Linked DNA regions of Homo sapiens: region 1 is linked to region 2. Evidence: chromatin loops called from intact Hi-C (ENCODE). Cell type or tissue: B cell. All regions are shown on one strand. Links, peaks and the distances in the headings refer to the core of each region. The heading gives the core; the rest is flanking DNA. Region 1 overlaps KAT6B (lysine acetyltransferase 6B). Region 2 overlaps KAT6B (lysine acetyltransferase 6B).

Region 1 (13,328 bases), core at 2,904-5,403, 120 kb after region 2:
TCCAGATACAATCCAAATGCAGCTTTCTGATGTGAAACATTTTTGCCTGGATGAGTTCCTTGTTGGTAACTCTCACTGTGTCTCTAGTGACACTAGAGATCTCTAGCGTTCACCTGACTTGGCTGAATTGGTGGTGCCAGGCAGAGTCCCTGGCAGTAGAGCCACCTCAGATGAGCCTGGTAGCTGCACCTACCTCCCCTTCAACTAACAGCTGAAATCTGGTCATTAAATCTTTGTATACAAGATGATCACTAAAATATACTCTTGTATTTGTAATTACTTAAGATATTTTTATAATTCAGTATTGTATCTTTTTAAGGCTTTCATTTTGTCATTATTCACCTTTAGCTAAATTGATCATTTTGAAAGTACATTCTTGGGCCCCAGCATTGTCATAATTCATCTGCAAATGTTTCTCTATTGTATAAAACTCTGCTACAAAATGGGTAGCTTCGCAAACCCTAGCCTGAGGTGAAGACAGTCGGCCGCTGTTCATGTAAGCAGCTGTGTTAGCGAGTGACCTCTAGTTTCTAGAACTACTCAACAGTATGGGCAGAACCAGGGTACAAAGATTCTGACGCCAAGTGTCTGATAATGACCATGGTAAATGTGCCGCTTCTTCACCAGACTCTCCATGTCATGTCTGACCCGCTGTAGCTTTTCTTTAATCATTTCTTCAGTTTTTTGCTATTGTTGTCCTTTTTTCAGCAATATTTTATGCTGTAGTTAATTGTCTTCTCTCCTAAGAGAGTATTATTGGTTATCTTACCATCCTAAGCACAAACTGCTGAGAGGAAGAGGATGTCTTTTTATGTTTTCTTAAAAAAAAGTACAAATTTATAGCCATATCCAAACTCTATTTATATAAGTTTGCAAATTGAATTAAAAATTACTTTTAACTAGAGATTAGATAAGCTTCTTCTTTTGCTTCTGGATAACACATATGACTTATTTCCTCCTAATACTTTAAAAAAGACATTTCAGGAAATCATAACTACTTGTGACAACACCAAAGGATAGCTTGTTTTTATTTAATTATAATTAAAGCATTGGGTGTTCTTTTAGTCTCTTCAGCATTTTTCTTGCTTATATTGCCCTTGGGTCCACATGGATTCTTCCAGTACCTGGTGGATGGGCCCTGGAAGAACCATGACATGTAAATGCAGTTGCTGCTGCCTTTCCAACAGAGAAACATCTAGGTGGTGGCACACACAAAAAATACAGTTCTTAAGTTTAAGCCCATTGAATGCATCTAGTTGCAATAAATTTGTTTTTAGATACCTTTATAATTCTATTTATTAAATGCTGATACTATTCTCTAAATTTCTGCCTAGGTCTGTAACCAGTGATGAAGGATCCATGAATGCATTCACAGGAAGGGGGTCACCTGGTAGGGGTCAAAAGACTAAAGTCTGTACCACACCTTCATCTGGTCATGCTGCATCTGGGAAGGACTCAAGCAGCAGATTGGCTGTTACAGACCCCACTCGGCCTGGTGCCACCACCAAAATCACCACCACCTCCACCTACATTTCTGCCTCTACACTTAAAGTTAACAAGAAAACCAAAGGGCTCATTGATGGCCTTACTAAGTTTTTTACACCATCACCTGATGGTCGCAGATCACGAGGTGAAATTATAGACTTTTCAAAGCACTATCGTCCAAGGAAAAAGGTCTCTCAGAAACAGTCATGCACTTCTCATGTGTTGGCTACAGGTACCACACAAAAGCTAAAACCTCCACCTTCTTCACTTCCACCCCCAACCCCCATCTCCGGTCAGAGCCCCAGTTCACAAAAGTCCAGCACGGCCACTTCTTCTCCCTCTCCCCAGAGTTCTTCCAGCCAGTGCAGTGTGCCCTCCCTGAGCAGCCTTACCACTAACAGCCAGCTGAAGGCACTCTTTGATGGGCTTTCTCATATCTATACCACTCAGGGACAGTCTCGCAAAAAGGGACACCCGAGTTATGCACCACCCAAACGTATGCGTCGTAAAACTGAATTATCTTCCACGGCAAAATCTAAAGCCCACTTCTTTGGCAAAAGAGATATTAGAAGTCGGTTTATTTCTCACTCCTCCTCCTCTAGCTGGGGGATGGCTAGAGGAAGTATTTTTAAAGCAATTGCTCACTTCAAGCGAACAACTTTCCTTAAAAAGCACAGGATGCTAGGCAGATTAAAATATAAAGTGACCCCTCAGATGGGGACCCCCTCACCAGGGAAGGGGAGCTTGACAGACGGAAGGATTAAACCTGATCAGGATGATGGTAAGCAAAAGGTCAAAGCTCCAACCAAACCTGCGTCCCGTCCCTTTCTCCCCAACCCTGAAAAAAATCAACCAATCAATTCCTATTTGTCACATAGGTCTTAGCTATTTCTCTTGTTCTCACTTCACTTTCATACAGAAGCAGTGAAACTTTGACCTTTTTCTAATGCTGACTAAACCTCCAAAATGTTGTTTTTCCAACTAATACTCTCCCACCTTTTATTATTTATTTCCATTCGTAGTGACACTAGGACCCCCAGATGCCTTCATAGCATTGCTTATGGCTTTGTAGTCCCGCATGAGTAGCCACTGCCATGCTTCTGCCATGCTCTCCCCCATGTCACCTCTGCAGCCACAGCGCTGTTCAGTTGTGTGCTGTCAGTGCTTCCAACAGGGGGTGTTTCAGCTCTTCCCTCTGCTCCATTGCTTTCTCATGACAAAGTTCATCCTGCTTCCGTCTCAGCAAAGCCTGATCTGTGACTCTGTGATGTGTGCTTTTGGATGTGAGTGTGTCTGTGTGTGTATCCACCTTAGGGAGAAAACGGATTTCATAATTTCATTGAACAAATTGGCCCATTACATTTGCTACCCTTTATCAAACAAAAACCGAAACTGTGTCATTTGGACAAAGTGGTAGAATTTATTATCTCAAAAGTGATAATGGGAATGCTATAACTAGACATCGATAAAACTTCTAATCTTGGTTGAAAAATATGATTTCACTTTGTATTGCTCTTACTTTCCCTCATATATTTATTAAAGCTGTAAAAAGATGACAGTGATAAATTCAAATAAAAATTTGAGTATAGCAGGGAAAGGATACTGCTGGATCTATGAGCAGTGCTTAGATGTAAAAGCTTATTTATAAAGCTTTAAAAAAAATCCCTATTTGCCCAGTATGCTAATTTGGTGCCATTTTGGTAATATATGGTGGTTACTCATGATTCAAGTCAGTGAATACACTTTCTGCTGGTTTTAAATGACAGATACTGAAATAAAAATAAACATCAAACAAGAAAGTGCAGATGTAAATGTGATTGGAAACAAGGATGTCGTTACTGAAGAGGATTTGGATGTTTTTAAGCAGGCCCAGGAACTTTCTTGGGAGGTAAGGCGAGGATCCCACATTGTAGTAGCAAGTATAAGATGTGGCTTCTAACTATTAATATGGAATTACTGTGTTGATTTTATAGAGAATCCCTTTCAACATCCTTTGTGATTCTTTAGCCGTTATCATGCCCATTTCTACTGACTGTACATTCAAAAGCAATGACTTAGTAGAATTGTCGCCACTCTTAAAAGTAGGTATGGACTCAGCTGGTCTCACAAAATAAAACAGAGTAGCATTAGTTGAGGCAGATTTTGGAAAACATTTCTAGGTGTGAAGGAATAGATTTCTGATGAGTTTTGCCTAAATTTAGAAAATAACAATTTAAAATCATTAACAAAAAGAAGAACATCACTGTTAAATTCACCGATGTTTCTTCCAACACAGATGGCCAGCCATATGAAAAATGTCTCATATTTTTAGCTCTTCTGCATTGATGAAAACAATATTTTGTTTCACAATCAGTTGTAGTCAGTTTTATTTTTATTGTCCAGTAATTTCTTTAAGTGATTCCACTTTAATTCTGCTTAAGTTATTACCACCCAGATATTGACAGGTGAGGCTGTCAGACTTCTCAAAGACGAATCTAATATGAATTGTGAATTTGTTGTGTCAGTGACTACATTCGGTTTCTATGACCAGTGTGGTCAGGTAGACTCCCTACCCAACCCCACTTCCTGTTTTGTGGGGAAGGGGTTTTCTGTAGGCTCTTAACGCTTTATTTTTAGTAGCAGCCAGTTGGGCTAAATACTCCTGACAGTTTCTACCTTCAGAGCTATTGGGTATTTCCAACCCTCATTCTGCCCCGATCTATCAGGATGCCTTGTATCAGCTTTCCTTTGGCTAAGATAAATGTCAGATTTCCCCCAGTTATTAAGGTTGGAAGTCCTTGAACCAGCCCAGGTTGGAAATGGAGCAGGTCAAAACTCCTACGTTGATCAGTAGTGGGATTGTGCCCTTGAATGGCCACTTTACTCCAGCCTGGACAACACAGCAGGATGCCACCTCTTTTAAAAAAAGATTCGAAGTCCTTAAATATTATCTTTTTTTGGCCTACTTCTGACATTCATATGTAAACATGAACAGTAGGCCATTATCTGAAAGATACTGCTAATTCTAAAGTTTTTTCATTCCAACATGGTAAAACTGGCTTTTTTTATTCAAGAAATATTCTTGTTCTGTGTCAGGCACTGTACCAGACACCAGGGATACCACAGTGAATCTGGCAGGCAGAGTTCTTAACCTCGTGTGGCTTACTACATGGAAATAAGGGAAATAAGAGGAGACAAATGCTAAGCTGCAGATTTCACAATTGATTATTTAATTACAGTTGTGATAAATACTACTTCGTGGAGGAATAGGAAACTGTAAGCTTCTGTAATAAATAAGCCTGTGTAATAGCCACATCATTTATAATCACCTAATTTCTAATCTGTTACAACAGATTGTTAAATCCAGTTCTATCGACATTTGTATGTATTTATACCATACTTATTTCCTTTGCTATATTGTTTCTTAGGGTATTCGTTTGCTGTGAATCTTACACAAAGGTAATGTTAGGTTGGTGCAAAAGTAATTGTGGTTTTTGCCATTGAAAAAATTATAAAAACAGTAATTACTTTTGCACCAACCTATTTCATAAGGGTCTATAGTGTTTTAAGGCCATGCAAATTCACAATTAAGATTAGTGTTCTGATCTTGATAAGTTTTGATAGTCACTGGTGAAAGAACCAAAATGTAAGTGAAGTATATATATTATTATTTTCCTTTTCTTTCTATTTGACAGAAAATAGAGTGTGAGAGTGGGGTGGAAGACTGTGGCCGGTACCCTTCTGTGATTGAATTTGGTAAATATGAAATCCAAACCTGGTACTCCTCGCCTTACCCACAGGAATATGCAAGGTAATGGAATAAGTCTGGCAGGTGTATAACTTGAATGTCACATATGTGAGAAAGGAAAATTCTTGATTCTAAAGCAGGAATTAGGGATGATTTTAGGAAATAAATTTTGGTAGTCAATGCCAAGTGCTTCCCAAACTATTGCTTTTGCCAGCACCTTTTTATGGTATTCCTTGTTCTCGGTAAATTCCTTATGCTCCTTAGTTACATGGGCATTATAAATTTTGCCATTTAGCTTCTAGATTGTGCTTTCTTTCCTTGGTTAATTGGGGAAATGTTGGTTTTGTATGAAACCAAATTAAAAAAAAAAAAAGAAATTTGCCATGGTGAATTATTGGGTAGACTTTCTTCTCCAGTTGTCTTTTATATTTTTTAATTAGGCCTGTTACTTTTATCTCTGATTTCTGGCATTTTATTTTCAAGTTTTTAATAGAAATTTAGCAAAAGAAGGAAAAATGGGAGAAAGTAAGTGGGAATGGGTAGTCTTAAGAGACCCTTCCCCAAATTTTTACTTTAGAACATTTGTGACTTTGAAGAGAAGGCCAGGCCCGGTGACTCACTCCTGTAATCCCATCACTTTGGGAGGCCAAGGTGGGTGGATCACCTGAGGTTAGGTGTGCAAGACCAGCCTGGCCAACATGGCAAAACCCCATCTCTACTAAAAATACAAAAATTAGCCAGACGTGATAGGACATGCCTGTAATCCCAGCTACTCGGGAGGCTGAGGCAGGAGAATCACTGGAACCCAGGAGGTGGAGGTTGCAGTAAGCCGAGATTGCACTACTGCACTCCAGCTCAGGTGACAGACCAAGATCCCATCTCAAAAAATAAAAAATAAAAAGGAGAAAATAATGGTATCCAAGTTTTTGTTTGTCTTGAACTCAAGATTAGCCTGTGAACGAATATATCCCAAAATGGGTACATTGAGAATAGATGTCTTCCATAAAGTATGTCAGGGTACACTTTACTAGTATCTTCAAAAATTTTTTAGTCTGCAAAGTTTTCAGTATTTATAAACTTGATTTTCTTATAGAATAGATCTTATTTTTTTTCGTTAGCATGTGAGTGTCTGGCCAATCACGTAACTGGAGAAAATGCTAAGTGTTTTCTAAAAGTTAAGTGACAAAATAAGAGTCAAGAATTTTGGTTTCTCCTTCCTTATACCATTTGGTTGTGTGTTCTTGAACAATTTTAAAAGACTATGAGCTTTAATTTGCATAGGTAATGATAAGCCATGTGCTCTGAAAGATTTGAATAAAATTTGTACATAAGTGCAAGATTTGAAAGTAGTCTCACCTGTGTCTGCCTCTCTCTTGAAAACCTTTTTCCCCATTCTTATACTCCAAAGACCTTGCAAGTGCTTCTAAACATTTTCTTATAAATACCAGCCATGTTCATTAAGATATGGAAATAAAAAATGTTCTGATTTTTAAGGTGGAGAAAAAGTCAGCAGGGAAGAGAGGTGTTTGTCTTTTACTCAAAGTAACAGTGGAATTGGTAGAAAACAAATTAGGTCTTTTGATTTTCAGCCGTGCTATTTACTGCATTTAGACCATATATAAATCTCTGATAATAACTTTAAAGTTACCTCTTCCAGAGGTGGAAATGGTAACAACTAAGTTTGAGGACTTTTCAGCCTCATATGTATGCAGATTGTTTAAAATAATAAATTCACTTCTGAGTAAGATATTATATCTATACCACTAACCATATATAATTGGAAATAAGATAGTAAATGTGAATTTTGAAAAATATGCTTGGTCCCTTGACAGGATGATATCCTTATTAAGTTGATTTTTTAGGGTGGTGGTTCCACATCTGTAAAGCTTTCTTTATATAGGATATTTTTAAGGAAACAAATTATTTGTTCACAAAGTAAAGGGAGCACATATTATGGATTATATTAAAAAATAATGTATGGTTGTTTTTACATTCTGTCTTTACTATTGGCTGGCTTTCTTTCTTTCTTTCTTCCTTCCTTCCTTCCTTCCTTCCTTCCTTCCTTTCTTCCTTTCTTTCCTTTCTTTCCTTTCTTTCCTTTCTTTCTTTATTTTTTTGACGGTGTCTCACTCTGTTGCCCAGGCTGGAGCGCAGTGGTGCAATCTCGATTCACTGCAACCTCCGCCTCATGGGCTTAAGCGATCTTCCTGCCTCAGCCTCCCAAATAGCTGGGACCACAGGCATGTGCCACCACGCCCAGCTAATTTTTGCATTTTTAGTAGTGATGAGGTTTCACCATGTTGGCCAGGCTGGTCTCAAACTCCTGATCTCAGGTGATCTGCCTGCCTTAGCCTCCCAAAGTGCTGGAATTACAGGTGTGAGCCACTGCACCCAGCCTCCAATGTTATTATACAGCCTTTTTATGATGTAGAGAAAATTGAACAATATTTAATCTTCCCCCCAACAGTATAATCTATCTGATAGATTCTATGATTTTTAAACTTTAACAGATTACCAAAGCTTTACCTGTGTGAATTCTGTCTTAAATATATGAAAAGTAAAAATATTTTGCTAAGACACTCCAAGAAGTGTGGATGGTTTCATCCTCCAGCAAATGAAATTTACCGAAGGAAAGACCTTTCAGTATTTGAGGTAAGCGCGTGTAAATAAAAAAATTCAGCTTTTTGAAATCTAGTACTCCTAATTGTTGACTATGTGCTGATTTGTGTTTAGAAGGTACAAAGTATACTTAATTTTGGCACTGAAATTCAGACTGCCCTTTAAAACATCTCCATGTTTTGGAATGTTTATCTAACCATATTAAGCAACCATTTAGACTGATGAAGAATCCCTACTTCATCACATTAACATTTTTGTCTTCCCCAAAATCCCTGTCTACACTAGATATATTCACCATGAATTTATGATCTCCTCAGCTCTTTGTAAATTCTACTTTCTTTGGCAGGAGAAATGAGCTTTGTTCAGCAGCTCCAGCCAATGTCTGGCAGGTGCTCACTCTTCCAGGGAATTGAGCAGCTGTACATATCTCCTCAATACACAACCACCTGTGTTTCCATCCACTTCTTGGCAGTGTGGATAATCCTTTTGGTGAGACCCTAGCAGATGTTGGGACTCCCTCCCATCTGGGTAGATGGCCACCCCTGAAGAACTCTGCTGTTCACAGGAACCCCTTGTGGCCATATGTCTGTCATTGTGGGTTTCTTGAAGACATTTTGTATTTCCAGAATTGATTTCGTAGCAGGCCTTTGCCTCTATATAGTTGCATTGTTTAATTATGTATCTGTTGTCAGTTTCAGGGATTCCGTTAAGCTGAGTCAGTTTCACCTTGAGGAGACCATGCCTTTCTCACAGGTTACTGTCTGTCTGCAGGGCTTTTCACGTTTCTCCTTTATGCTCTTCCCTCCACTTGCACACTTCTGTTGTCTGCTGCATTTTCTCCTCTGTGACCCATTGTGGTGTGCATTGGTGCTCATTCCTAGGTGCTTGAAACAAGCCTACCTTGTACAGCAAACGTGATGTCCTCTTTCTCTGGAATATAGTTTCACTTCTGGATTTTCTTTTTCTGAATTGTTCAGGCTGAAACTTATTATTCTGCCTTACAGTTCTCTTTATTTCTGGCCTGCAGTGTCTTGCCATCCTATTAAATAAAGGGAAGGTTGTAGGTTTCTCACATGGACCAGGCTCCTTCTCAGACAGGTCTGGGCCCACTAGTTTTTCCCCAAGACTGATCAGAGAACATGGGAAACTCCAGTTGTGTCTTATGATTTTTTTAAAGCTTTCTCTTTTTCTATCAGCTCTTTCGGTAAGCTTGGAGGAAGAAGGGTATTGTTGCTGGGAAGATTAGGTGATATATTAGTTCTTACTAAAAGCTAGGCACTTTTGACATTTCAAGCTGGTTAGTTCTTTGTTGTAGGGGCTATGCTATACAGCGTAGGATGTTTAGCAGCATCTCTGGCCTCTGCTAATTGGATGCCAGTAGCACCACCACCCCTTCCAGTTGTGCCAACCAAAAATGTCTCCAGACGTAGCCAAACATCCCCTGGGGGCGCAGAATCACCCCCAGTAAGAACCAGTGGGCTAGAAGGAAGGCTGAATGCACGTTGCCTGACCTTCCTGTTGGTATGCTATCCTGCCAGCCCCAGCCAGCTGAGGTGACAGAGCTGCTCACAGTTGAAGCTTAGCTAATGTCACAAGTTCAGCTTTCCTATTGGCTCCTTCCTTGATGCCTTAGATCTTTTCTTCCAACCAAAACATTGTTTCTCAAAGCTCAAAACACATTGTTGGCCTTAAGTAATTATTTCATAAATCAGCATGAGTCAGCACTGGGATTGAAGCTCTCATAAATCCATGGAACGTCTTCTCATGGGCAAGGGAATCAGTCTTGTTAGGATGGTAAGAATGGGCTGTTCTTTCAGGGCAGGTGCTTTTGGACCATCCAGAGATGAGAGGGGAGACATCAGAAGCATGTATGTAAAATTCACTTATACGAATAAGGAGTTGGATTTGATAAGTACCGAGGTCCCTATTCTAGAATCTGAGTTAATAGAGTATAACATTTGGGCAACTTTTCTCCTAGCAGTTTCTTACAAAACTTATAAAATAAAGGAGGAATAATCACACATTACGATTTTCTGGCCTTCCCTTTCTTTATTCCTCTTACACTTTTCACAACCAATCAGAATTTTCTTCAGCACTGTCATCTCTGTATTTTTCTGGTTCACAGTTATGTATATCTCCATCTTTCCTTTTTGTAATATACTACCATTTCCAAAAGGGCCATACTCTCAAATACATGTAAACTTCCTTTAATTAAAGGGAGAATTGTATCCTCTGTGCCCATTGCCCATATTTGATTGTGTTGCTATGTATGGGACCTAGGTTCCATCCGAGGGAAATAGTTATATGAAATCTAAAAATAATTTGTGCAAGATGAGAACCCGTATGGTCCACAGGAGACCTGAGAATGGTCAAGTTCATTGTTTCAGAGCTCTGGTTAGCAAATATCCATTTCCCTTAAGAAAAGTGCTAGGGAAATTCTTCTTGAATCTGCTGTGTTTTCTATTTTCAAAGAGTAACTACATTTGATCAAAGAAATTGGCATCTGTGCCTAGCCTCCTGTCTATAGCCATCAGTATCACAGCTTGATTCTTTTATTTTGAAGAGAAGTAGACTGTAATCATAGTGCTTATTGTAGGTTGAAATTCATATCACTTTCTCTGTAAGTATTCCCAACATAGATATTTTATCTTTTCCAATTATATTTAAGATGATGCTTGGGATAAAACCAAAATGGAAACCTCTTTGCTAATCCACACTTCTGAGGAATCAGAATAATACAGTTCATTTATTTTAGTTTTATGTGAAACCCTTTTGAAACAACATAAAGTTTAACTTACTTGAGAAGTATTTTGATCTGTTTATATTTCCTTAATACAGATTTATTCGGTTCAGATAGAGAGGACATGCCTGATCATTTTTAGCTCAGAATAAATTACAAGTAAAAATTACTCCTTTACTAGTGGTTTGGCCCTTCTTTGGTAGCTTAAAGAGAAATTTTAACTACCTTAAATGTACCCTAATTTAAGAGAAAATGTGGAATTCTGATTTGCCAGTGACAGCTGTTTTCTGGTTAAAGCTGTACTTGCTTAATAGAGTGTTTTAATCTCTCAGTTTAGGATTTGGAAATAAAATGATGTACTTTCTGAAATACCATATAGAAGAAACAATTTTATATGGTGCAGTATTTTTATGTTAAATAATGTTGTCTGTTTCTTTTTGCTAGGTTGATGGGAATATGAGCAAAATTTATTGCCAAAACCTTTGCTTGTTAGCCAAGCTCTTCCTGGACCACAAAACGTTGTATTATGATGTCGAGCCATTCCTTTTTTATGTCCTTACAAAAAATGATGAAAAGGGCTGTCATCTGGTTGGATACTTCTCTAAGGTAAAACAAGAGCCAGCATGACCTTCATTTTCTTTTTCAAAATGTTTTTGGTAGAGCCCAATTCTTTGAACAGGGCTTTTTCATTACTATAATTTGAATAAGTGACATGTGTTTTTGAAAAGCTCAGGTTCTTGTTCAGAGCTCATTTTAAAAGATGAAAACAAAAAACATGGTGCCTAGTAAGTGTGTAAAGGACCTCAGCACTGTGTGCCGCCTTGATGACACTCTAATTGCTGCCTTGTGGACCACTTAGCGTCTTTGATTTTCTCAGTGTTTAGCTTATTTCCGTTTTCCCTTTAAGTGGTGTCAACATGAAGGTTTCAGTTTAGTGTAGCATTTAAGAGAGAATTCTCCTTTCTCCTTGTTGCCTTCCCTCTGTGGTCAACAGTATCTCAGTGAGTTAGGACGCTGGCATTTGGACAGTCAAGCTGATAAAATGACTGGTTTTACACTTTTGTCTCTTATTCTCTGTGCTATGGTTTTAAGTTCTAAAGCAATCTCACCTTTAGAAAGCCTAAGTATCAGCCGGGCTCAGTGGCTTACGCGTGTAATCCCAGGACTTTGGGAGGCCGGGGTGGGCGGATCATGAGGTCGAGAGATAGAGACCATCCTGGCCAACATGGTGAAACCCCATCTCTACTAAAAATGCAAGAAATTAGCTGGGCCTGGTGGTGCACGCCTGTAGTCCCAGCTACTTGGGAGGCTGAGGCAGGAGAATTGCTTGAACCTGGGAGGTGGAGGTTGCAGTGAGCCGAGATCGCGCCACTGCACTCCAGCCTGGCAACAGAGGGAGACTCCATCTCAAAAACAAAACAAAACAAAACAAAACAAGAACAAAGAAAGCCTAAGTATCTCTGGCTGTTAGAGTGGGGAAAACAATCGACATATTGAGGGGACGGATATAGCTTGTCCTTTTTACTGGTTCAGAGCAGTTCACTCACATTCTTCTGCTCAAAGGCTTCTAAGAAACAATAACTCCTTTGCAATAAAGGAAAACTGAGTTTGGAGATGTTTACCAGGTAATGACCTTAACTTTTCTGAGGTACCTAGGAAATAGTTAAATGTACCAGGATGGTACATAAATAGAGACAATAATTATGAGACTTTTAGATAGAAGGTCCAAACTCTCTTATTTATGATATTTTTTTATATTAGGTGATACATGAATTTTAATGAATCTGCTCTTGCACAATGTAAATGGGATGCTTTATAGAAGTGCCATTTTAATGAAGTTTCAAAAGATAGAATATATGTGAAGGTACTTGCAAACTATAGCTATCCTAAATTTAAGAATCAACCCAAAGATCATAAACAAAAATAAGTAACAGCATTCATGGAAAACTGTCTCAGTGTTTTAATCCACATATTTGGTAAAGCTTTAAAATGAAAAAGAAGAAAGTTAATTTGCACATTACAAATTCAAAAGATGATAGAGAATTAACACTGAATAAAACAATAAATAGGAAATCTATATGATTAATAAATAAAACACCTTACCTTTTATGTAGGTTTGTCAAGATCATTCTTCTCCAGAAACTTAAAAAGAATAGTGGTTGCGTCCTTGCTGTTAGAAAATGGTGTTTCTTTCATTGTCTGTGGATTTAAACATAGGCTTAACGGTGCCCACCTTCCTCGTGCTGCACTGACCATCCCACTCCTGGGTCTTGTGTTGGCTGCTGAGTAGCAGCCATGTGTAGAGTTGGTGGTGATTCTTGAAGTTTGAATTTCTGCCTCTCTTCCTGCCAGGGTACCCAAAATTTTACTCAGAACTAGCTCAACTTTTCTCATAGTTTCTTCTATAGCATGGCAGCAGCTGCTGTTATTTCCTACTATTCTGGAATACTAATATGCCTTGGCAGTATAGTGAAACAAAAATTAATCTAAAAAATAAGCATGTTAAAAGACTAGATGAGGCCGGGTGCGGTGGCTCACGCCTGTAATCCCAGCACTTTGGGAGGCCGAGGTGGGCAGATCATGAGGTCAAGAGATCGAGAGACCATCCTGGCCAACATGGTGAAACCCCGTCTGTACTAAGAATACAAAAATTAGCTGGGCATTGTGGCACCCTGTAATCCCAGCTACTCTGGAGGCCGAGACAGGAGAATCCCTTGAACCCAGGAGGCGGAGGTTGCAGTGAGCTGAGATTGCACC
Region 2 (18,011 bases), core at 8,607-11,106:
AGAGGCGTGAGCCACCATGCCCAGCTAGACTTCTTATTTTAATGGTGATAATCTATGCTTTTTTTTTTGAGATGGAGTTTTGCTCTTGTTGCCCAGGCTGGAGTGCAGTGGCACAATCTCGGCTCACTGCAACCTCTGCCTCCCGGGTTCAAGTGATTCTTCTGCCTCAGCCTACCTAGTAGCTGGGATTACAGGCACATGCCACCATGCCCAGCTAATTTTTGTATTTTTAGTAGAGACCAGGTTTCACCATGTTGGCCGGGCTAGTCTCGAACTCCTGACTTCAGGTGATCCACCCGCTTTGGTCTCCCAAAGTGTTGGGATTACAGGCGTGAGACACCATGCCTGGCTGATAATCTATGCATGTAAGAAGTTATTTTAATACGTCACCTAAATCCCTCATTTCAATAAAAAGTCATTTTTTATTGTCCACTTCTCTGTGTTGTAGGTGAATGTTTATTTTGTCTCATACAGTATCTTTTTAAAATACTCTGATTTCTTGGGCCTTATGTTATTTCTATAGTATTTATAAATATATGGCAGAATTCTCCTTACATTACTGCTACCACTTTAAGTTTTTGGTTGAGTAAGATTTGTCTTTGTTTCAAAGCTACAGTATTTACTTCCCAAACTAAACACAAAGTAGAGCAGCAGAAAGTTATTTATAGTTCATGTCTAGTTTTGGGGTTTATTCTCTGTCTTTTGGGTGAGCAGATATATTGATATCAGTTAATTTTATTAATACATGTTATAAAACATTAATCATTGTTGATAGAAAGGTGGTTTTGGCTGGGCAGGGTGGCTCCTGCCTGTAGTCCCAGCACCTTGGGAGGCCAGGGTGGGAGGATCACTTGAGCCCAGGAGTTCAAGACTAGCCTGGGCAACATAGTAAGACCCCTGTCTCTACAAAAAAATCAAAGAATTAGCCAGGCTTGGTGAAGCACATGTGTAGTCCCAGCTACTTGGGAGGCTGAGGTGGGAGGATCACTTGAGCATGGGAGGTAGAGGCTGCAGTGAGCCTTGATTGTACTCCAGCCTGGGTGATAGAGTGAGATCCTGTCCCAAAGATAAAGAAAGGAAGAAAGAAAAGGTGGTTTTGGCCAGGCACAGTGGCTCATGCCTGTAATCCCAGCACTTTGGGAGGCTGAGGTGGGCCAATTGCCTGAGTTTGAGACCAGCCTGGCCAACATGGTGAAACCCCATCTCTACTAAATATACAAAAAAATTAGGCAGGCGTGGTGGGGGGCACCTGTAGTCCCAGCTATTTGGGAGGCTGAGGCAGGAGAATCCCTTAAACCCGGGAGGCAGACGTTGCAGTGAGCTGAGATTGTGCCACTGCACTCCAGCCTGGGTGACAGAGCGAGACTCTGTCTCAAAAAAAAAAAAAAAAACAAAAAAAAAAAGAAGGAAAGAAATGGTGGTTTTATTCATGGTTTACTGCAGCCTTGACCTTTTGGGATCAAGTGTTCCTCCCAAGTAACTGGGAATACAGGTGTATGCCACCATGCCCAGCTAAGTTTTTAAATTTTTTGTAGAGATGGGGTTTTGCCATGTTGCCTGGGCTAAGTACAGTTTAGAAACAATTGAAACATGCATGTTAGGAAAAGTTATGCTCCTCTTGTTTGGATACCATGAACCCTTGAAATGGAACCTGTTTTCCTCAATGCTTTAGATCAGATCAGCCCATGGAAAGGCAAACCACCTGGTCCTACAAATTGGATAGGACCAGGTGGTTTGCCTTTCCATGGGCTGATCTAAAAGGCTGGAGTGCAGTGGTGTCACCTCGGCTCACTGCAACCTCCACCTCCCGGGTTCAAGTGATGCTCTCACCTCAGCCACCCGAGCAGCTGGGACTACAGGTGCACACCACCACGCCCGGCTAATTTTTGTACTTTTTGTAAAGATGAGGTTTCTCGATGTTGCCCAGGCTGGTCTCGATCTCCTGGGCTCAAGACATCCTTCCGCCTCGGCCTCCCAAGGTGCTGGGATTATAGGCATGAGCCACTGTGCCTGGCCAACATTTATTTGTTAACTATATTTTTATTTTGTTAGTCTTCTGCCACATTTATTTGATCCTTAGGTGGTTGTTGTGTTTGTGTAACCAACCTCTAGTTCTCTGTGGCAGAATGTGGGCATAAAGAAAGAAGTAAAGTTATGAAATTTTCTTCTTAATAACATTTGTTTAAAAGAAAATACAAAAAGCCACTTAAATCCTAATTCATATGTCTGACACAGCCAAATCAGGGACCTCTGTTTTTAATTAAATACATATGTATATATATATTTTTGTTTTGTTTTTTTGTTTTTTTTGAGATGGAGTCTTGCTCTGTCACCAGGCTGGAGTACAGTGGCATGATCTTGGCTCACTGCAGCCTCTGCCTCCCAGGTTCAAGTGATTTCCTTGCCTTAACTTCCCGAGTAGCTGGGACTACAGGAGCGTGCCACCATGCCTGGCCAATTTTTTGTATTTTAGTAGAGACGGGGTTTCACCATGTTGGCCAGGATGGCCTCAATCTCCTGACCTCATGGTCCACCTGCCTTAGCCTCCCAAAATGCTGGGATTACAGGCGTGAGCCACTGTGCCCAGCCTTAATTAAATATTTTTTATAAAAGCTTATACTGTGAAGAAATTCCTTAAGGGACTATAGAGCCATTTCTTGATGGATTTGGATATCTTTGTTTTTAAAAATATGTACACTACCCTAAGGTATGTTAAGGTTTTATAATGAACAGGTACGTGGACTAATTCAGGTAGCTTTAGGCAATTTAATAGTATGTTTCAATAATTTTGTGATCCAGGGGATACTTTTTACTTGTGATGGAAGAGTCAGTACAAATTTTCCACAGTATCTTCTGATCCTTCGCTTTAACCTTGCCCGTCATTTCTTGCCAACCTTATCATATTTTTTTCAGGCAGCATCTGTACAGAAGTATTTTTAGTCTAAAGGAAAATTCATGTCTGAAAGTGTCTAGGATTGAGAGCAGAGTAATTTATTGCTTAGCAGGCAATTGTTACTGCTCTTTTTATGATGCTGATCTTTAAATTGTTTAGTTAGCATCATGCTATAATGAGGAAAGCTGAGAAATGTTTTCTAGAATTTTTACTTGATGAAATTTGGAGACTAATTCTATTAAGTAATCATTTGATTCTTAAAAAACAAAAATAAATAAAAATCAGTTTAAACAAAGTTGGCAACATGTTTGTATTCTTTAATGAAATAGCATTTTTTTCCAGCTGGGTGCAGTGGCTCATGCCTGTAATCCCAGCACTTTGGGAGGCCGAGGTGGGTGGATCACCTGAGGTCAGCAGTTCAAGACCAGCCTGACCAACATGGAGAAACCTCGTCTCTATTAAAAAAATACAAAAGTAGCCGGGCATGGTGGTGCATGCCTGTAATCCCAGCTGCTGGGGAGGCTGAGGCAGGAGAATTGCTTGAACTTGGGAGGCAGAGATTGCAGTGAGCCGAGATTGCGCCATTGCATTCCAGCCTGGGCAACAAAAGCGAAACTCCATCTCAAAAAAAAAAATAAATAAATAAAATAGCATTTTTCCTTAAAAAATGTGAGAAAATTACAACATAATATATTACCCTTTGAAATTAAAAGTGATTTAATAGTTTAAAACCATGTAAACTCGCTAAGTAAATTTAATAGAAATTCTTAGCCCGGGATCCACAAATGAACTTGGGTGGGTATCCCACAAATCCTCTGAAATAGAGTGTGAAGTCATGTGTGTGTATCCATGTTTTTCTTTTTTTTTCTTTTTCTTTTTCTTTTTTTTTTTTTTTGAGACATAGTTTCACTCTTGTCACCCAGGCTGGAGTACAATGGCACAATCATGGCCCACTGCAACCTCTGTCTCCCAGGTTCAAGTGACTCTTCTGCCTCAGCCTCCCTAGTAGCTGGGATTACAGGCGTGCGCCACCATGCCTGGCTAATTTTTGCATTTTCAGTAGAGACGGGGTTTCACCATGTTGGCCAGGCTGGTCTTGAACTCCTGACCTCAGGTGATCCACCCACCTCAGCCTCCCAAAGTGCTGGGATTATAGGCATGAGCCTCTGTGCCTGGCCTCCACATGTTTTTCTATGGCTAGGGTCTATAGCAAGCTTGTCCAACCCATGGCCCATGGGCTAGATGCGGCCCTGAATGGCTTTGAATGCAGCCCAACACAAATTCGTAAACTTTCTTAAAACATAAAGAGATTTTTGGCTTGCGGCGTGGTGGCACACGCCTATAATCCCAGCTACTCAGGAGGCTGAGGCACAAGAATTGTTTGAACCTGGGAGGCGGAGGTTGCAGTTAGCTGAGATTGAGGCACTGCACTCCAGCCTGGGCGACAGAGCAACACTTCGTTTCAACAACAACAACAAGAACAACAACAACAACAACAACATTTTTTTGTGGTTTTTAATTTTTTTTTTTTTAAGCTCACTAGCTATTGTTAGTGTATTTTATATGTGGCCCTAGACAATTCTTCTTCCAGTGTGGCCCAGGGAAGCCAAAAGATTGGACACTCCTGGTCTACATCTTTTGTCAAAGGCACCCAAAATGCCTAGTAGCCATTTTAAAATAGTTTGAGTTTCTTATACTAAATCATAGTATGCTAATTGTCGACCTATGATGATTCTTCCTTTGGCTGCTGAACTTGGATTCATATGTAGATTGATTGTACTATAATTTCCTATATATAAGACTTTTTCTAATATATTTGAAAAGATTATCATTGTTCTTGATGTGCTTGAAGTCATAGGATTTGCCTTGCATTGTGGGAGGAAATTTATGATATAAGTGAAAACAGTTCAGAAATGGAGTGATCTCAATTACAATCTAGTCAACTAATGCCTTTTTTTTGAGACAGAGTGTCACTGTGTCACCCAGTCTGGAGTGCAGTGGCATGATCTTGGCTCCCTGCAACCTCAGCATCCCAGGTTCAAACAATTCTTGTGCCTCAGCCTCCCGAGTAGCTGGGATTACAGGTGTGTGCCACCACACTGGGCTAATTTTTGTATTTTAGTAGAGATGGGGTTTCATTAATGTTGGCCAGGCTGGCCTTGAACTCCTGGCCTCAAGTGATCCGCCTGCCTTGGCCTCCCAAAATGCTGGGATTATAGACGTGAGCTACTATGCCCCATGCCTGGCCTAACTAATGACTTTTTTTTTTTTGAGATGGAATCTCACTCTGTCATCCAGACTGGAGTACGCTGGTGCCATCTCAGCTCACTGCAACCTCCGCCTCCCAGTTCAAGTGATTCTCCTGCATCAGCCTCCCAAGTAGCTGGGATTACAGGCACGCACCACCAAGCCCGGCTAATTTTAGTATTTTTAGTAGAGACAGGGTTTCACCATGTTGACCAGGCTGGTCTCGAACTCGTGATCTCAAGTGATCCGCCTGCCTTGGCATCTCAAAGTGCTAGGTAGGATTACAGGCTTGTGAGCCACCGTGCCTGGCCATGACTTTCAAGAAGCTGTTTATTCTGGTTACTTTTTTGAGCAGTTACATTAAATGTAAAACAAAATAAAAATAGTAAGAATAATAACTAACGTTTTGTAAGTGTTAAATGCTGGCACTATTCCAAGTGCTTTACATTTATTATCTCCTTGACTTGTCACAATAACTGCAAGGGAGGTAGATTATTACCCTTATTTTACAGATGAAAAAATGAGGCTGAAAGCTTAAGTGATTTGCCCAAGGTCACTGATAGAGCTAGTGAGTGGTGAAGCCAAGATTCTGACGAGACAGTCTGACCTCAGAGCTCTTTACCACTGGGCAGTACACTGGTCAACAGTGGTGGCTTTTTTTTTTTTTTTGAGACAGAGTCTCGCTCTGTCGCCCAGGCTGGAGTGCAGTGGCATGATCTCGCCTCACTGCAAGCTCCGCCTTCCGGGTTCACGCCATTCTCCTGCCTCAGCCTCCTGAGTAGCTGGGACTACAGGCGCCCACCACCACGCCCGGCTAATTTTTTGTATTTTTAGTAGAGACGGGGTTTCACCGTGTTAGCCAGGATGGTCTCAATCTCCTGACCTCGTGATCCACCTGCCTCGGCCTGTGGTGGCTTTTTATTAACAGTAAAAGTATCTCTTCCAGTTCTTCAAATGATTAGAAGCAGTTTTGCCCCAACAAATAGATTTCCAGCATTTTAAATTTGGTAGATGCAATGAGCTTATTATAGTTTTTAAAGTAGATACTATTTATAATATTAGCAATATGGAAAGGCAGTAGAGAAAGTAGTAAGTCTGTGTCTAATTAGATTGAACATCATCATCATTCCGATGCATGACTGCTAGGAGGAATACAATGCAAGTTAAAATAGAAGGGCTCCTTCCTTTCTGAAATGTAATTGCACATCTTCTGATAGTCTGGAATTCAAATTGGGTATTACCACACTGGCTTCTTAGCATAAATTCTTTGTATTTATTTAAGAAAGCTCTCTTCGGTGAGGTGATATGGAAATGAATTAAACCACTGAAGATAAAACTTTATCTTTGACTTGGTGAGGGAACTCCTAAAGGATAGTATTAATGTTTCTCATTAAAAGTAGTAAAGCTCAATTAGGTCAGATTATGAGGACTTTGGAAAGTCACATATTCTAAGAGAGACTTCCATTATCACTGCGCACTTTGTAGCATTAAGATTCCATTTGAACATTTGAGCTTTAGCATTTTTATAAAATCAGTTTAGTTCCATTTAAAATAAATTCCATAGTATTTCACTTTAGTGAGAATGTCTTCATAAAATTTATTAAGTGTCAAGTCTTGGTCTGTTTCCAGTGTAGTACATAATGTGGGAATTCTCATTCTAGGTTGGCATCGTAATTGGAAGGTGGGACACTTTCAGTATCAAGTAGGGCTTCTGATGTTTTTTCTGTTGAAGAAATATTTGTATTAGAATCTTACAAAAAGCCTTCAAACATAAACAAAATTACAAAAACAGTGATACTGTCAATAAGAAAAAAATCAAAATGATTTTTTTTTTTTTGGATACAGAGTCTTGCTCTGTTGCCCAGGCCGGAGTGCAGTGGCGCAATCTCGGCTCACTGCAGCTGCCGCCTCTCGGGTTCAAGCGATTCTCCTGCCTCAGCCTCCTGAGTAGTTGGGGATTACAGGCATGTGCCACCATGCCCGGCTAATTTTTGTATTTTTAGTAGAGACAGGGTTTCACCATGTTGGTCAGGCTGATAAGAATGATTTTTTTTTTTTTTTTTTGGAGATGGAGTCTTGCTATGTTGCCAGGCTGGAGTGCAGTGGCGCGATCTCGGCTCACTACAACCTCCGCCTCCCTGGTTCAAGCAATTCTCCTGCCTCAGCCTCTGGAGTAGCTAGACTACAGACGTGCACCACCACGCCCAGCTAATTTTTGTATTTTTAGTAGAAACGGGGTTTCACCATATTGGCCAGGATGGTCTCAATCTCTTGACCTAGTGATCCACCTGCCTCGGCCTCCCAAAGTGCTGGGATTACAGGCATGAGCCACTGTGTCTGGCCACAAAATGATTTTTAAAAGGAGTTCAGATGATCAGAAATGGGGTTGAAAGACAAACGTAGGACCCTTGTTATGTGTGGTCTTGGCTTATTCAGTTGTTTATTCTATTTCTCCTGCCCCTTTTAGAGAGATACGTTGTTAGGGTTTTTGGCACTGTTATTAATATGAAATATTTCTACAAATAGAAGATAAATGTACATCCTACAGCAGTTGCTTGAGTTGTTTACACACATGAATTAGATAAGTTTATTTTTAGATTTTCTTTTCTTCTGTTTTCTCCATTCTGTTTTCTCCTCTTCAGTCCCCTTAACCCTGCCCTAGAGCAGACCCTCCTCATCTGTTCTGGGACTTTTCCAATAGCCTGTACTTTATGAAGGACTATTCATTAGTCCATATTGTTCTTTGATGTGGCAGGCTTCCAGAAGTCTCTCAGCCCTAGGGGAATTGTTCATAGTCTCAGGCAACTCTGGATCTTTTTTGGCAGAAATGTGTATATTTTTTATCTGCTAATTATAGAGCCTGAATGTCCTCCTCTCTGTTGACCTTCTTAGTTTTCCTTTGAATTGGTATCCTTTGTGTTGCAGATGTCATCTTTCTTGAAGAGTGCTTGATTATGTGTATTTAACTGAAAATCGAATAAATCTCTAAATATTGTAAAATATGCTCTTCAAAATAACCTGCATTTTGGAATTGGTATGGATAAAGTCAGTTTTAGAATCACTAAAGTCAGACAGAAACCTATTGTAATGTGAAAGACGAGGTGGATCAAATACTTGCTGTTCCAGGGTCATGGAAGGAAAAAAATTGCAGTTCATGTTCTTCTTATAATTAAGCTTCAGAAGTTCTTCACAATAGCAGTGTCTGAGGACTGCTTTTGTGAGCAGGTAGTACCAGTTGTTGAGACATTGTTGAGAGAGCACATGAATTGTCTCAAACTAGTTAGTTGGGTCAAGGGAAAGATAAAATGAAGGGTGAATGAGTCTTTCTATTGTACTCTGAGGCATGACAGCGTGTTCCACTTTTGAGCTTTTATCAAGATGGGACTTGTCTAGACTTCTAATGAAATGGGCTTCAGGTAAAGTAGAAACATTATGTCAAGAGGATTTTTGGTTGTTCAAATGAATGTTAAACATTCTTTTAACTCTTTGGATCTTAGATAGATTTGATAGTTGTGATACCTTTACTGTATGTAACACATGATCCTGTCCTGAATGATCAGCAGCTTTCAGGAGTTACTCTTGTATTCCCAGCTACATTTGTGATACTTTCAGTGCTAAGAAAATCTATATTCTGTAGCTTTGAAGTTATTTAACAGTTAAGTACTATTTGCTGGTTTATTCTGATTTTGTCTTAAATGACAAATATTTTATTCATCCTTTCTCTTCAAACATTATTTAACAAATGTACGTTTTAATGTTTCTCAAAAATGAAGGTCTATATTCTTTTTATATGTTTTATCTTTGTATGTTATTTCTTTCATCTTTTTTTTTTTTTTTTTTTTTCTGAGACAGGGTCTCACTCTGTTACCCAGGCTGGAGTGCAGTGGTTTGATCATGGCTCACTGCAGCCTCGACCTCCCGGGCTCAAGTGATCCTTGATCCTCCCACCTCAGCCTCCTGAGTAACTGGGACTACAGGTGTGCACCACCTTGTCTGGCTAATTTTTTTTTTTCTTTTTTTTGAGACAGTCTTACTCTGTTGCCCAGGCTGGAGTGCAGCCGTGTAATCATGGTTCACTGCAGCCTTGACCTTCCCAGGCTCAAATGATCCATCCTCCCACCTCAGCCCCCCAAGTAGCTTGGACTACAGGCACACACCACTACACCCAGCTAATTTTTGTATTTTTTGTAGAGATAGGGTTTCGCCACGTTGCCCAGGCTGGTCTTGAACGCCTGAGCTCAAGCAGTTCACACACCTCGGCCTCCCAAAGTACTGGGGTTATAGGCGTGAGCCACCGTGCTCAGCCTTTTATTTTTAATATATAAGAAATGCCTTTTTTTTTTTTTTTTTTTTAATTTGAGATGGAGTCTTGCTGTCTTGCCCAGGCTGGAGTGTAGTGGCATGGTCTCGGCTCACTGCAACCTCCGCCTCCCAGGTTAAAGCAATTCTCCTGTCTTGGCCTCCCGAGTAGCTGGGATTACAGGCATGTGCCACCACTCCTGGCTAATTTTTTTGTATTTTTAGTAGAGACGGGGGTTTCACCATATTGGCCAGGCTGGTCTCGAACTCCTGACCTTGTGATCTGCCCACCTCGGCCTCCCAAAGTGCTGGGATTAGAGGCATGCCCCACCACGCCCAGCCCATTGTTTTATCATGACAGTAGCAATGTGTTTTAATTGTAAAATTCTTGACTTTTTGTTTTGTTTATAAACTTCCTTTTCTTGGCCCTGTGCCTTAAACTACAGTAGATTAGGTGAAACTGTTCTCTGATCACACTAGCATTTAAAATATGAACCTGAATCTTCTCAGGTACTTTGATCTCTCCAATCTATTAATGTTTCTGAGTACATAAACATCAATTAGCTCACCAAATTAAAGTTAGCAAATGCGTCAGCCATGTAATTTGCATGTGACATTTTGAGTTAGCAGGGCCAAGAGGGAAGTATGTTTTTGTGAGTGGGTGTGCTTATCTCTCTGTCTTCAGGTGGTGATGGAAAGTTGTACATGTAAGAGAAGGAGTTGTGGCAGTGGATATGTGAAATGCTAACTGTACATATGCCTCTGCTTGGGGCAGAAGCACTTTACCAGAGAAGTCTCCAACAGTTGCAAACTACATATTCTTTTTCCTTATATAAGTGAATCTTTTAATTAGTGTAATATTATGTAGAGTGTATGTTTTTTCTGTTTTTTTTTAATGAAAGGTGATATTTTGATAAATCTGCAAAATGAGCAATATAGACAACATTTTAGAGTGAATGATACTAGATTTAAACTATGAGGCTGGTCTCTGCAAAGATACAAAGTAAATACTAATCACTGGTCTAAGCAAAATCCAGGAAGGATTTTTGTTAATTTGACAAGTGGGTTTAGAATTCTTTAGCCACTATTTTTTAGAAACCAGCTTTGTTCATACATCCTTTCTCTAATTTGCCTCACTTTTGATCTGTGATAAACCAGCTGCAATTTGGTTTCATTAACAAACTTAACTGGTCAACAGATGTTTTGGCTCTATTTTGTCCTTTCTATTAGAAACAGCATAGGCGTACACAGAAACCATGCTGGGCCTTTTCCTGTCTGTAGCTCGACAGGCGTTACAGAAGAGCAACCTAACTTTACTTACAAGTTCAATTTTTCTTCCTCAGTATTTTTATTATAGGTATACAAACATTGTAGTTTTGTCTCCCCCATCAAGTCGGTCTTTTGTTGTTAATCTTCCATCTGTTAGTCCAGTATACACTTCTCACCCTGCTTTTTAGCATTGCAAAATCTTAGCATGCAGGGAAAAAGGTACTATTGCAGGAGAGGTAATTGAGATATCAGCGACTCTTCCACAATTCAAGGGAAGGAGTGGAACTAGCCTGGTGAATTTAGATAATTTCTTCCGTCTTCTTTGATGTCAGTGAGCTGCCATATGGAGAGCAGTGAGGCCTGCAGGAAGGAGGTGAGCCTTGGTCTGGGCTGCCTAGGGTGTTCAGAGTGACATGGGCTGAGAGCCAGAGGCAGAGCTTGACTGTTTCTGTTAGTAGTTTCTGATGTGACCAGCCCTGCTTTTTGTCCAAGGTTTCCCTGTCATGCTTGCCACCCTATGGGTATGATGAAGTTTAAGAAACAGATCATAAACATTATCTTGGGAAAGAGAAACATAAGAACATATTAAAATCTAGTAATAAGGCCATTAAAAGATGACTCCCATTTGATATTTGACCAACTTGTTTTCAAAATTAGTATTGTAAACACTTCTGTCTTATAACAAAACCCAGCTTTAGCTGTTGAGCCTTGAGTTGTGAGTAAAGCAGCAGAAAACAGGATCTGCTAGTGGAAGAGTATTGGCTGTTTGAAGAACATCAGCTGTTCCAGGTAGACTCCTGGCAGTGTGTGAGCAGACCTGGGAAAGGCAGGCATGGAGGGAGCTAGGAAAATACTTCTCTCCTAACCTTTATAATTTATAAAATTAGAGTATTTCATAAATATTAAAAGAGTAGTACAGTAAACACTCTATTTCTTTCACATAGATTCACCAATTTTAACATTTTGCCACATTCTTTCTCTTCCTATATGTGTGTATATGTATATGTTTTTATACATGGGTGTGCGTATATATACAGCACATTTATATATTCACAATTTTGACTAAACTGTTGGAAACTAAATTACAAATATTATATTTCACCCCTAAATACTTAATAATATATCAAAAATGTTCTCTTATATACTATACTATTACGCAAAAAATTCGGCAGTGGAATGAGTGTTAACTGACAGTCCATATTTCCCCAAATGGCCCCAAAATCTCATTTATAACTTTTGACTTTTTTTGAGATGGAGTCTCGCTCTGTTGCCCAGGCTGGGGTGCAGTGGTATGATCTTAGCTCACTGCAACCTCCACCTCCCAGGTTCAAGCAATTCTCTTGCCTCAGCCTCCCGAGCAGCTGGGACTACAGGTGCGTGCCACCATGCCCGGCTAACTTTTTTTATTTTTAGTAGTGATGGGGTTTCGCCAGGTTGGCCAGGCTGGTCTTGAACTCCTGACATCAGGTGATCTACCCGCCTAGGCCTCCCAAAGTGCTGGGATTAAAGGTGTGAGCCACTGCGCCTGGCCAACTTTTGACTTTTCATCCAGGATCCAACCAAAGATCATATATTGCATTTGGCTGTCATGTCACCTTTAATAGAGAACAGTTTTCCCTCCTTTTTGCTTCTGAAGACATTGACATTTTTGAAGAGTCTAGGGTAGTTGTCTTGTAGGATGTCCCACAATTAGTATTTGTCTGACTGTATCCTCATGATTAGATTCAGAGTAAACATTTTTGACAAGAATAGCGTGTGGGGGTCTGGGAGTGGTGGCTCACACCTATAATCCCAGCACTTTGGGAGGCTAAGATGGGTGGACTGATTGAGCTCAGAAGTTTGAGACCAGCCTGGGAAACATGGTGAAACCCCGTTTCTACAGAAAATACAAAAAAATCAGCTGGGCGTGGTGGCATGTGCCTGTAGTCCCAGCTACTTGGGAGACTGAGGTAGAAGGATTGCTTGAATCCAGGAGATGGAGGTTGCAGTAAGCCAAGGTCACACCACTGCGCTCCAGCCTGGGTGACAGAGTGAGACTCTGTCTCAAAAAGAAAAAAGAAAAGAAAAAATACTGTATGGGGGATGTTGTATATTTCTTCTTGTGAGATACCAGGAGATAAATAATTTCAGCTTGTCTCATTACTGGTGGTGCTTAGTTTATCAGTTGGTTAAGGTGGCATCTGCTAGATCTTCGTTTATAAAGGCGCCTTTTCCCTTTTGTAATTAACAAGTAATCTGTGCAATGATACTTTGAAAGCATGTGAGTAACCTTTCACCCAGTGTGTATTAGTTTTCTATTGCTGCTGTAACAAATTACAGCAACTTAATGGTTTAACACAACACAAATGTATTGTCTTACAGTTCGGTAGGTCAGAAGTCCAACATGGGTTTCTTAGGTTAAAATGAAGGTGAGGGCAAGGTAATGTTCTTTTCTGGAGGCTCTAGGAGAGAATCTTTTCCCTTGCTTTTTTGAGCTTCTAGAGGCTGCGCATATTCCTTGACTCATGATCCCTTCCTCCATCTTCAAAGCCAGCAATGTTGCATCTCTCTGACTGTTCTTTCACAGTCACATCTGCCTCTTACCACAGCCTGGACAGTTTTTCAGCTTTTAAAGGATGCATATTATTAGATTGAGCCCATTTGGATAATCCAGATAATGCCCTTATCTCACAGTCCTTAACTTTATCATATCTGCAAGGTTATTTTGCCAGGTAAGGTTCTGGGCATTAGGAAGTAGACATTTTTGGGGGAGCCCATTATTTTGCCTGCCACACAGGGTTTAGTATTGTCACCTAAATCAAATTTTGCATTGGGGGTTGCAAATCATTGAAGGTTTTGGGCTATGGTGAACCATGATCAAGTCTGTTTAGAAAGGAAAGAGGGCCAGGTGCAGGTAGCTCACATCTATAATCCCAATGCTTTGGGAGGCCAAGGCAGGTGGATCACTTGAGGCCAGGAGTTTGAGATCAGCCTGGACAACATAGTGAGATCCCATCTCTAGAAAAAATTTTTAAAAATTATCCAAGTGTGATGGCACAGAACTGTAGTCCTAACTACTTGGGAGGCTGAGGTGGGAGGATTGCCTGAGTCCAGAAGTTTGAGGCTGTAAGTGAGCTATGATCGTGCCACTGCACTCTAGCCTGGGCGACTGAGCAGGACTCTATTTCTTAATTAAAAAAAAAAAGGAAAAAATAACCAGAAAGGAATTAATCACAGTTTATGGGAGTAATGCTAGCTGAAGGCCGGGGGTCAAGAGGCCTGAGTTTTGAGTCTCATGGTACATCCTGAGTCATTTCCAGGAGAGCAGGAACGGGGGCGTGCACTCTTGCCTCCACTTCATGTCCCTTTACTCACTAGTTGAAGAACTGAAGAATGGATTTGGCACTAATAGCTTCAGAGTTTTTAACAATAGAAGTTTGGATGGGCAATTTTTTTTTTTTTTTTTTTGAGACAGGGTCTCACTTTGTTGCCCAGGCTGGAATGCAGCGGTGTGATCATGGCTCACTGCAGCCTTGACCTCCTAGGCTCAAGCACTCCTCCCACCTCAGGGTCCTGGAACTACAGGGGCGTGTGCCACCATGCCCAGCTAATTTTTGTATATTTGATAGGCATGGGTTTTGCCATTTTGCCCGGGCTGGTCTCGAACTCCTTGGCTCAAGCAATCTACCCACCTTGGCCTCCCAAAGTTCTGGGATTACAAGTGAGAGCCGCTATGCCTGGCCCAAAATGATTTTTGAGAAGTACATTTAAAGTTGTAGAGAAGGGTCTTTCATTTAAATGCCCACAGGGTGCATGAAAAATACAAGGTGATTTATCAAGATAGGCTCTTTGGCTCATGCCTGTAATCCCAGCATTTTGGGAGGCCGAGGTGCATGGATCACTTGAGGTCCAGAGTTCGAGACCAGCCTGGGCAACATGGCGAAACCCCATCTCTACTAAAAATGTAAAAATTAGCTGGGCATGGTGGCTCACGCCTGTAGTCCCAGCTACTCAGGAGGCTGAGGCAGGAGAATCGCTTGAACCTTGGAGGTGGAGATTGCGGTGAGCCAATATTGTGCCACTATACTCCAGCCTGGGCAACAGAGCAAGACTCCATCTCTGGAACTCCTGATCTCAAGTGATCTACCCACCTTGGCCTCCCAGAGTGCTGGGATTATAGGCATAAGCCAGTGTGCCCTGCCTTTGATGATATTTCAAAGACTAAGTAACATCTGAAGAATTTTATGTCTTTTATTTATTTATTTAGACAACGTCTTGCTCTGTTGCTCAGGCTGGAGTGCAGTGGCACGATCTTGGCTCACTACAGCCTCCACCTCCCAGGTTCAAGCAATTCTCATGCCTCAGCCTCCTGAGTAGCTGGAATTACAGGTGCCTGCTACCATGCCCAGCTAATTTTGTATTTTTTTTTTAGTAGAGATGGGGTTTCACTGTGTTGATCAGGCTGGTTTTGAACCCCTGGCCTCAAGAGATCCAGCCACCTCAGCCTCCCAAAGTGCTGGGATTATAGGCGTGAGCCACTGTGCCCAGCATATATCTATAATTTAAATTAGAACCCTCAATCAGAGAAGTCTAAATAGGCTGAAAAAGAAACTCATTTATTTAAAAAAGAAAAATGACATGCAGATGGATGTATATTATATTCTTTTAGTTTTTAGTAAAAATTCAGAAAAATAAACATGAACTTGAGGTAACGAGCCTCTAGAATTCTTCATTTTATTTCATTTCACAATGTTTCAGCAGTCTTCTGCAGTTAGTTGGAAGGTTTTGGAAATTCTGACTAATCCAGTTGTTGAAGAATAACTAGTTAGCTTAATAAATATGTTTTCTAGAGCTGATAAAAAAGATGATTTTTTCATCTGATGAGCTCTGACCCTCTATAAACCTTCTAACTTAACTCATTTTCCACCAGCTACAGAAATGTAACAAGATGCCAACAATTACATCCTCATGGAGCATGTATACTAGCTTATAAAATCACCCCTTTGTTGGAAAATTGTGTAATATCTTGATTTCAATTTAGCATGGCATGTTGGTTAGCAGTAAATCTTGCTAGTGTATGAACACAAGCCTGCAGGCAGTTTGGAGAACATTGATCAGGTGTAAATTGTATGTATTTTTCTCGCTTCTAAAAATTTTATAGCAGAATGAAATAAAGAGCTAGCATTGAGAACACTTTTTCAGTTGTTTTTTATTTTTTATTTTTATTTATTTTTATTATACTTTAAGTTCTAGGGAACATGTGCACAAGTGCAAGTTTGTTACATATATATACATGTGCCATGCTGGTTTGTAGGTTGTTTTTTATTTTGACATGTATCTTGTGGAAAGTGCCTTCTCTCTCCTGAAATCCATGATTTGTGTCTCTGACCACTTAGGTTCCCCATTTAGTATGTGACACATAGCAAAAGCAAACAAGCATAGTTAAAACGTGTATTTGTGCCTTGTGAAATGTGCATTATAAGCAGTTAATACTAGATTTGAAGGCTGTACAAAAAACATGCAAAAAGATATTAATATTAAATACTTAGTGCTTATTGTGTATATTAAGCATTTAATATATACAATATAATTTTGCATGAACTCTGAAAGATAAGTACTGTTATTAACTGAATTTTACAGATGAAGAAACAGGCCAAATAAGGTGACTTGCCCAAGAGTACACAGGAAGTATTGGAGCTGGTGTTTCAATCCTGGTGCACAGGCAGAGTGTAGTGTAGTCACTTTATCACCTTCTGCCTCTCATTTCTTCGGGCGAAATCAACACATACCTAGTGAATTCTTGCAATATATAAAACACTGTATTAGGCACATAATATGGAAGTTACCACATATCTAAATGGTAATAAAAGTGATCAGTTGAGGCTAGGCATGGTGGCTCACGCCTGTAACCCCAGCACTTTGGGAGGCCAAGGCAGGAGGATCACTTGAGGCCAGGAGTTCGAGACCAGCCTGGGAAACATGACAAAACCCCATCTGTACCAAAAATACAAAAATTAGCTGGGCCAGGCGCAGTGGCTCACACCTGTAATCCTAGCACTTTGGGAGGCTGAGGCGAGTGGATCACCTGAGGTCAGGAGTTCGAGACCAGCCTGACCAACATGGAGAAACCCCGTCTCTACTAAAAATGCAAAATTAGCCGGGCGTGGTGGCACATGCCTGTAATCCCAGCTACTCGGGAGGCTGAGGCGGGAGAATCACTTGAACCCGGGAGGTGGAGGTTGCGGGAGCTGAGATCGTGCCATTGCACTCCATCCTGGGCAACAAGAGTGAACCTCCGTCTCAAAAAAAAAAAAAACATTAGCCGGGTGTGGTGACACACACCTGTAATCCCAACTCCTCAGGAGGCTGAGGCAGGAGAATCACTTGAATGCCGGAGGCCGAAGGTGCAGTGAGCAGAGATCACACCACTGCATTCCAGCTTGGGTGACAGAGCGAGACTCTGTCTCAAAGGTAAAAAAAAAGAAACATGCTAATACATACAGCTGTTATTCCTTTTCAAACGATCATTGGAGTGATCATCACTTTTAGAGCAATTGAAATTTTAAGAATGAATAATAACAACCAACATTTATAAAATGCTTTACTATGAGGCAGGCACTACTTCAAGTGCTTTGTGTATAACCTGTTTGTAAGGTAGGACTATTCATTCTTCGTTTACAAAGGAAGAAGCTGAGGCATGTCAGGTGAAAGGACTTGCCCAAGATTACCTAGCTATTAATGTGGTAGAGCTGGAGCCAGGATTTAGACCCAGGCATCCAAGCTCCTTGATCTGTACATGTAACCATTATACTACATTACCTCTCATTTTCCTGATGAAGAAAACTTCTTTTAATGAGAAGGTATTGAAAATAGTTTCATATTAGGTTCTTATAAACATGAGCCTTTAAGTGCCTTTTTACTGTTTATAATAGACGTCACTGAGAAGATTGTTAAAATTTATAATATGATATCATTAAAGTAGCTTTTCCCAAATGATGTTCTGAGGAAGAAGGAAGTACTCTACAAGAAATTAATGATGCTAATAATAGTCTGAGATTTACAGTACCTGAGTAGTTCTAAAATTTACCTTGCCTAACCCAAGATGATTTGACGATGGGCCTCTCTCCTCTTTGTCTTCATAGCAGCCATTCACTTGTCTAGAAATCTTTGCATTTGGTTAAGCAGTTTGGATAGTGCTGATGTAAGGTTATAGTGCTAATTCCTTTGCTTATTTCTTCTAAATACACATCCCAAGGGAAACCATTGATTAATTAAACTTGGAGTTTGTCCTTCAGAATAGAAAACCAAAAATCATCAAATTCAC

Evidence for each region. Peaks named below come from ENCODE experiments on the same cell type or tissue, not always from the same donor. Only the 100,000 strongest peaks of a DNase experiment are listed, where the experiment ranks them.
Region 1: a loop joins it to region 2, with 2.0 times the contacts of the local background. A loop is called at or near these places in 1 of 110 quality-filtered maps.

The regions. Positions count from the first base shown.
Region 1 is chr10:74,974,065-74,987,392 of GRCh38, forward strand. It overlaps KAT6B (lysine acetyltransferase 6B), which reads left to right. Exons shown (of 18, transcript NM_012330.4): 8 at 1,335-2,266; 9 at 3,252-3,373; 10 at 5,160-5,275; 11 at 7,723-7,864; 12 at 11,016-11,177. Among named protein-coding and RNA genes, the nearest start is that of SNORD172, 41 kb to the right of the region's middle. RefSeq lists an enhancer at 8,490-8,539. In B cell, for the core only: no CTCF peak of the experiment used is centred there; a DNase peak (open chromatin) is centred at 4,047; H3K4me3 peaks cover 1,646 bases; H3K27ac peaks cover 1,565 bases.
Region 2 is chr10:74,844,148-74,862,158 of GRCh38, forward strand. All of the region lies in intron 3 of KAT6B (lysine acetyltransferase 6B), which reads left to right. Among named protein-coding and RNA genes, the nearest start is that of KAT6B, 27 kb to the left of the region's middle. RefSeq lists a silencer at 11,923-12,133. In B cell, for the core only: no CTCF peak of the experiment used is centred there; DNase peaks (open chromatin) are centred at 10,054, 10,624 and 10,954; H3K4me3 peaks cover 786 bases; H3K27ac peaks cover 2,371 bases.